Regions from separate parts of the Homo sapiens genome. Here region 2 is linked to region 1. A link is an interaction called in ENCODE POLR2A ChIA-PET data of the cell type or tissue named here. Cell type or tissue: PC-9. All regions are shown on one strand.

Region 1 (4,000 bases):
AAGATCAACTCAAGGTGGATCAAAGACTTAAATGTAAGACCTAGGACCATAAAAATCCTAGAAGAAAACCTGGGCAATACCACTCAGGACATAGACATAGGCAAAGACTTCATGTCTAAAACAGCAAAAGCAATGGCAACAAAAGCCAAAATTGACAAATGGGATCTAATTAAAGAGCTTCTGCACAGCAAAAGAAACTATCATCAGAGTGAAAAGGCAACCTACAGAATGGGAGAAAATTTTTGCAATCTATCCATCTGACAAAGGACTAATATCCAGAATCTACAAAGAACTTAAACATATTTACAAGAAAAAAGCAAACAACCCCATCAAAAAATGGGCAAATGATATGAACAGACACTTCTCAAAAGAAGACATTTATACAGCCAGCAGACATATGAAAAAATGCTCATCATCACTGGTCATTGGAGAAATGCAAATCAAAACCACAGTGAGATACTATCTCACGCCAGTTACAATGGCGATCATTAAAAAGTCAGGAAACAACAGATGCTGGAGAGGGTGTGGAAAAATAGGAACGCTTTTACACTGTTGGTGGGAGTGTAAATTAGTTCAACCATTGTGGAAGACAGTGTGGCGATTCCTCAAGGATCTAGAACTAGGAATACCATTTGACCCAGCCATCCCATTACTGGGCATATATCCAAAAGATTATAAATCATTCTACGATAAAGACACATGCACACGTGTGTTTACTTTGGCACTATTCACAATAGCAAAGACTTGGAACCAACCCAAATGTCCATCAATGATAGACTGGATTAAGAAAATGTGGCACATATACACCATGGAATACTATGCAGCCATAAAAAAGGATGAGTTCATGTACTTTGCAGGGACATGGATGAAGCTGGAAACCGTCATTCTCAGCAAACTATCACAAGATCAGAAAACCAAACACCACATGTTCTCACTCATAAATGGGAATTGAAGAATGAGAACACATGGACACAGGGAGGGGAACATCACACACTGGGGCCTGTGGGGGGCTAGGGGAGGGATAACATTAGGATAAATACCTAATGTAGGTGACGGGTTGATGGGTGCAGCAAACCACCATGGCACATGTATACCCATGTAACAAAACTGCATGTAACCCAAAAGTTAAATTATAAAAAAAAAAAAAAAAATACAGATTTGCAGACTGAGCACAAGTCACCCAGAAATCACTACTTCTTATAGGAAACCAAAGTTTATAGCAGTGGACAAGAGAAAAACAGGCTGAAAACATAGCAATCCCAATTGTCAAATACTTAGGGTCAGGACAGGCCTAGCCTCAAATCAAGGGTATGGAATGTCAGTATGTCAGACATATAACTCATGTGGATTCAGCTATCATTAATTGATGAGGGAGGGAGGAAAGGAGAAATTAAAATTGTTATTTCATTCTGCAATTAAATAGGCAGTAAAAGAATAGAAAAAATACAGTGAGTTCAATTTAGTTTGGACTCTACTCAAGAAGCACATGTCCCAGGGAAACTGTGAGGGGGGAGAGGTAATCCCACAGTTTGAAATCTCATTGTGTAGAGTGCAATTCTAATGTTTACTGACAGATGTTTTTCATACAAGATATAAATGCAAGCCAACTTTTTCATCTGGGGTTTACCTGTAAAAAGGATCAAGGATAATTGACTGTAAGTGATTTTCTATTTTTATCTTACATGATGACTTTACAACCTAGCTCTCCATGTGAGATATGACTTCATAACACTATAGTTTATAAATGCCCGGTGAGTCACTGTGTGTGCATTCCAATAGAGGACTGACCTGATTCCCAACTACTAATGCACTCTCTAGCACCAGGCTTCAGCTTCTGGCTGAGAGAGGTAATATAATACAAACCTGAAAGTACTGGAAACACAGTGGGCTTGACCCTTTAGTCAGGTCAAAACAACATGTCCTCTTCCCCTTCCTCATGAGAAGAAAGTGCAGAAGATGAGGACGGCTTTTAAGCTGTGGGTGTTAAAGCCTGGGAGGGTATCCAGACTTCACCAACTATTAGCAGCACAAAAAAGTCTATGGAACTATTTTCTTATGTCCCCTTGGTAAAATGACACCAAATCATAATAAAATCAAATTCTAAATTAGGGGTAAAACTGAATAGAATCAGAACCAACAAGCCTCTCAGGAGGAAGGTCCGTTGGCTAGCCTGAATAAGTTAAAGGAGGGTGGGGAAGGTCTGCTGAATAGAAGGCAATATTTTATAATTAAGTACCCCTCTCCCAAAACATATGCCTAACTCCTCCTAACCTCAAACCATGCAATATATCAAGCCATGTGTTTTAGCAGAACCCCAACAGTCCTTTTATTAATTTAATGTACAATTTTGTCTCAATTATAATTCTAACCCCTTTCAATCCTTTTTGCTTTTATAGATTTAGATTTAGTGACTTTTTTAAAAAAAACTTCTCCTACTCAAGGATTTTATTTATTTATTTATTTTTGAGAGGGAGTCTCGCTCTGTCACCCAGGCTGGAGTGCAATGGCACAATCCCGGCTCACTGCAACCTCTGCCTCCTGGGTTCAAGCAATTCTCCTGCCTTAGCCTCCTGAGTAGCTGGAATTACAGGTGCTCGCCACCATGCCTGGCTAAGTTTTGTATATTTAGTAGAGATGGGGGTTTCATCATGTTGGCCAGGCTGGTCTCGAACTCCTAACTTCAAGCGATGCACCCACTTTGACCTCCCAAAGTGCTGGGATTACAGGTATGAGCCACAACTCCTGGCCTAAACATGACTTTTTACAAACAGTTCAACTGATCTCTACTTTATAGAGACATCCTTTAATAGCGACAGGACATAAAACAAGCTACATGAAGAACATGAATATCTACAGAAGACAGTACTATGGAGATTCATTACGGATGTGAAAAATGATACTCTTGGTCAACGCTTAAAAAAAATATCAACACAGTACATTTTAACCTTGAACAGAAATGTTTCAGAAAACTGAAGAGGAAATAATCCTCCCCTATCCTTTTTTAACTCTTTCAAAAAACTATAAAGTGGGGATGAATCTTTTACTCTTTTTAAAACATGACATGACTTTAAGGGCATGGAAAAATGGTTCATGGTGTAATATTAAGAAAAAAGTAAGGTCAGGCGTGGTGGCTTACGCCTGTAATCCCAGTATTTGGGAGGCTGAGGTGGATGGATCACCTGAGGTCAGGAGTTCGAGACTAGCCTGACCAACATGGTGAAACCCCGTCTCCACTAAAACGCAAAAATTAGCTGGACGTGGTGGCACACACATGTAGTTCCAGCTACTTGGGATGCTGAGGCATGAGAATTGCTTGAACCTAGGAGACAGAGGTTGCAGTGAGTCGAGATTGAGCCACTGCACTCCAGCCTGAGTGACGGAGTGGAACAAAAAAAAAGGAAAAAGTAAGATGTAAAATTATGTGTATGTGTGTGTTTGTGTTATGATCCTAATTCTTTAAAAATGCATGCACACAATGAATTACTACTTCAAACCCATTAGGATGGCTATTGAAAAACAGAAAACACAAGTATTGGCATGGATGTGGAGAAACTGAAACACTCGTGCATTCCTGGCGGGAACGTAAAATGGTGCAGCTGCTGTGAAAAACAGTGTGGTGGTTCCTCAAAAAACTAAATGTGGAATTACTGTTTGATCCAGCAATTCCACCTCTAGGTATATACACTAAAAAATTGGCCGGGCGCGGTGGCTCATGCCTGTAATCCCAGCACTTTGGGAGGCCAAGGTGGGTGGATCACAAGGTCAGGAGTTCGAGACCAGCCTGGCCAATATGGCGAAACCCCATCTCTACTAAAAATACAAAAATTAGCTGAGCGTGGTGGCACATGCCTGTAGTCCCAGCTACTTGGGAGGGTGAGGCAGGAGAATTGCTTGAACCCAGGAGGCGGAGGTTGCAGTGAGCCGAGATCGCCCCACTGCACTCCAGCCTGGGCAACAGAGTGAGACTCCATCTCAAAAAAAAAAAAAAAAAAAAGAAAAA
Region 2 (4,000 bases), 150 kb before region 1:
GTATTTTCACCTAAAAGAGCTGAATTGATACCGGGTGTTTTCACCTAAAAGAGCTGTATTGAGATGTACAGAGAAAACCCTACAGTGAAACCAACAGAAAGCAGTGATGGAAACAGAGAATTCTCTAGTCTATCAACTGCCTGTGTAATAATAATAATGGCTGACATTCACGAAGCTCTTACTATGTGCCAGGCATTTTCCATGCATTTTAAAAATATCTTCATAAAAGCTGTAGGAGATAGGTATTACTGTTACTCCCATTTTATAGATGAAGCTGAGACTTAGAGTGGTTGATTCATTTGCTAGTAAGTGGAGGAGTCAGAGACTTTGATTCCAGCAGTCTGTCTCCAGGGTCTGCCAGTTTCTCACTATGCTCTACTGCTCCCCTCAGCGTAAAAGGAGAGGCTTTGGGGGGAAAGAGCACAGTCCTAAGCCATCCTTCCTTTCATGCAAAGATTCTTGTGTTGAACAAAGGCATAGCCTCCATGTCCATTTTCAGTCTGAAAAGGAGATTCTGTTTAGGTAAGTCCTCAGATGACTCCTACCCATCAGTGGAGATGGTCACTAGTAACCACTTATTCAACATGCTGTCTCAAGGCTCTAACTGGAGCATGGTCCATATGTTGCCCATCTTTGCACATAAATCTATTGCTTTAGGTGCTACAAGCTCATCACAGCCAAATTTTGCAGACCCAGACCAACCCAAGAACAAAGGTCGCTCTCTACTTGCCAGCACAATTGTAGGCACTCTTTCTTCATGTGCTTATAGAAAGCAGTTTCATCCTGCAAATGCTGGCCGACTGGGTATGCTCAGCCGACACCATCAGGGCATATGAGTGCTTTGAGGCCTTCTGTTGAATGGTCTCATTTTCTCTGCACAGAAACCTACTAGTGTAACGTTTCCATGAGTGATGGGCAGGGCAGAGGTTTCACTACAAGAGAATTTCAGGACACAGTAGGATACCTGGAGAGAGTTCAGTCCTTTTGGAGTCAAGTAGAGTCAAGTGTGTCACTAAAATGAAGCCAGCCCCCCTTCTGCTACTCCAGAGAATCATGAATGGGGCAGTGGGGAAACACAGAAACAGATTCCATGAAATCAGCCATGCAAGATTAGTTTGAAGATAATGACACTGGGCTTAAAGGAAATCCATTACAAATGAAACTTATAACTCAAAACAAATGTGCCAATGGGCAAAATTTAATGAGCAAAAGGAAATTAATAAATAGAGATAAATCTTATAAATATGGCAAAATTGTTAGGGCAAATGCTTGAGAAGAACGCTATGGGGTTATGAGTCCACCTCATTGTGCTGTTTCTATGTCCTGGCCCCTGAGGGACAGCTCTCCGTCATGCCCATTCACTTACTTTCTCTGGATCCGGACCACAGGATCAGCAAGCAGGTCAGTGACGTCAAGCTTTCTCCCCTTCTCAATAACATCTCGATGCTTGCGAACAAACAGCCACCCAATATGGGAGAAGAAGAAGCCCCGGCGGGCATTGTGGGGGTCAGCATCCGTCTCTGAGTACTTGTGGTGGGCTCGGTGGTCCCTGGACCACTCGAAGATGTCATTCTGCAGAGAGAATGAGAGCCTGAGTGAAGAGAGGAACCGCACCGCCGAGCATCCTCCTGGGAAGCTTCCCAGCCTCCCCTCCCCCACCAGTCCTCACTGCTGGTTTCACTTTCCTCCTGTCTTCAACCCACAGTCCCTCAACCTCAAGTTCAATCCCCTGTGGTCTGGAGTGGTTTTCATCAGAACAAGAGTAAATCTTCACTTAGCAGGGATCTCAGCTTACGTGTGGGACGTACCCACTGCAGGAAGTTCAGGCTTGTTGGGTGAATTAGTGCAGAGACCTGAAGGAAAGCTCTGGTGGGGGCGACTGAAGTCTCCTAGATCATTTATGTCAAGAAAAAAGAGATCTTTTTTGTGGCTGCACCGTATTCCATGGTGTAAACATACCACATTTTCTTTATCCAGTCTATCACTGATGGACACTTAGGATGATTCCATGTTGCTATTGTGAATAGTGCTGCAGTGAACATACATGTGCCTGTGTTTTTATAATAGAATGATTTATATTCCTTCAGGCATATACCCAGTAATGGCATTGTTGGGTTGAATGGTTGTTCTGTCCAGATCTTTGCAGGGACATGGATGGAGCTGGGGGTCATTATCCTTAGCAAACTAATGCAGGAACAGTAATCCGAATACCACTGTCCTCACAAGTGGGAGCTAAATGATGAGAACACATGGACACATAGGGGAACAAAACATCCTGGGGCTATCAAGGGTGGAGGGTGGGAGGAGGGAGAAGATCAGGAAAAATATCCAATGGGTACTAGGTGTAATACCTGGGTGATGAAATAATCTGTACACACACCCCCATGACACGTTTACCTACGTAACTAACCTGCACATGTACCTCTGAACTTAAAAGTTAAAAAAAATGAGGGAGAGATGTTCTTAGGATGAAATCTTGGTTGTCATAAGAGAGGGGCAGTCCTGAGTAGGAATGGTGCCGGTTCTTGGCCCAGATGTCTCTGCCTCTCTCCTCACTTTGGTGTTCTTCATGTGTGACTCACAGAGATCAGGAAGCCAGTAGTTTAAAAAAACCCAAATGGCTACTTCCCCAAATCTCTGCAAAATACCAAGGCACCAGTGGCATCATTTTAGGACTGCTCTAACAGAGTGTAACAGAAACAGAAGGGGGACAACTTTGGCTCCTTGGGAACCTGGTGTATTGGCAATCCACCAAGTGGAGAGGCAGCAGTGGCTGAGGAACAGGGCAGCACTCACTGGAGCCCTGAGACAGACTCTGGTGCCCCTAGAAGGACAGGCAGCAGAGTCCAGCAGAGTCTGCCCAGCCCACAGAGCTGAAGTAGGGCTCAGTGCATGTGGGGAGCACACCCTATTGGACTTCTCATAATGGGAGACACGGGAGGGTGTCAGGGGCTGAGCTATCAGGGGCCAAGAATTGATGGCATTCACTGTTACAATTAATGAGACCTTAGCTATAGCAATGAGTCAGTGAGATCTACAGACGTTTTTTTACACTAATTTTTTTTTAAATCTGATGATGCTTTCAAAACTTTGAGAAGATGAATTAAATTGGGAAGCAGTGCTTTTGATAGGAAAATCTGAAAATAAAAATAAATTTAAGTATTATATTACATTAGCCTTTTCTGATTATGACAATAGTAATAATATTTTATACCATAATATTCAATACTGGGTAATGTTCTCATTAGGAGTCTACCATTTCATAGAGATTGGCTTCATCCTTCTGATGAGAAGGGAAGAAATTGTTTTGTTTTTGTTTGTTTTTTGAGACAGTCTTGCTCTATTGCCCAGGCTAGAGTACAGTGGTGCAATCACATAGCTCTCTGTAGCCTTGACCGTCTGGGCTCAAGTGATCCTCCCACCTCAGTCTCCCAAGTAGCTGGGACTACAGGTGTATGCCACCATGCCCAGCTAATTTTTTGTTTTTCTTTTTGAGACGGACTCTTGCTCTGTCGCCCAGGCTGGAGTACAGTGGTGTGATCTTCGGTCCCTGAAACCTCCGCCTCCTGGGTTCATGCAATTCTCCTGTCTCAGCCTCCCGAATAGGTGGGATTATAAATGTGCGCCAACAAATCCAGCTAATTTTTCTATTTTTAGTGGAGATGGGATTTCACCACGTTGGCCAGGCTGGTCGAAAATTTTAAAAATCCACCTAATCCTTGGGTTTTGGGGGAGAGAAAAAGGAGGCAGAAAGTTCCGACAAGCATATGTTCAGCTTTGAATATAAAGAGAGAAAACAGGAGCATGGCGGTTTATGTATATCAAAAATTATAGCCTGGCTTACTGTAATATGAAAGAGGTCTTTAGATTTTACAGTGTATTTAAACATGGTGGTTGGACAGAGTGAAAACATTTTATTATTTAGAATCACAGAATTTGGAGGTGTAAAATAATTTCAAATGTCAATCAAGACTGCTGTGGTCTAAGAAATAATTTCTTC

What was found. ChIA-PET counts read pairs that join two places held together with the same protein. Peaks named below come from ENCODE experiments on the same cell type or tissue, not always from the same donor. Only the 100,000 strongest peaks of a DNase experiment are listed, where the experiment ranks them.
Region 2: POLR2A ChIA-PET joins it to region 1 with 5 read pairs; 2 of 35 experiments call an interaction of 5 or more read pairs at or near these places.

Annotation. Positions count from the first base shown.
Region 1 is chr4:82,832,399-82,836,398 of GRCh38, forward strand. The region is part of intron 22 of SEC31A (SEC31 homolog A, COPII component); the gene reads right to left. Among named protein-coding and RNA genes, the nearest start is that of SCD5, 36 kb to the left of the region's middle. In PC-9, no CTCF peak of the experiment used is centred here; a DNase peak (open chromatin) is centred at 1,773; H3K27ac peaks cover 1,705 bases.
Region 2 is chr4:82,679,341-82,683,340 of GRCh38, forward strand. SCD5 (stearoyl-CoA desaturase 5) reads right to left here. Exons shown (of 5, transcript NM_001037582.3): 3 at 1,367-1,572. Among named protein-coding and RNA genes, the nearest start is that of LINC00575, 60 kb to the left of the region's middle. In PC-9, no CTCF peak of the experiment used is centred here; no DNase peak of the experiment used is centred here.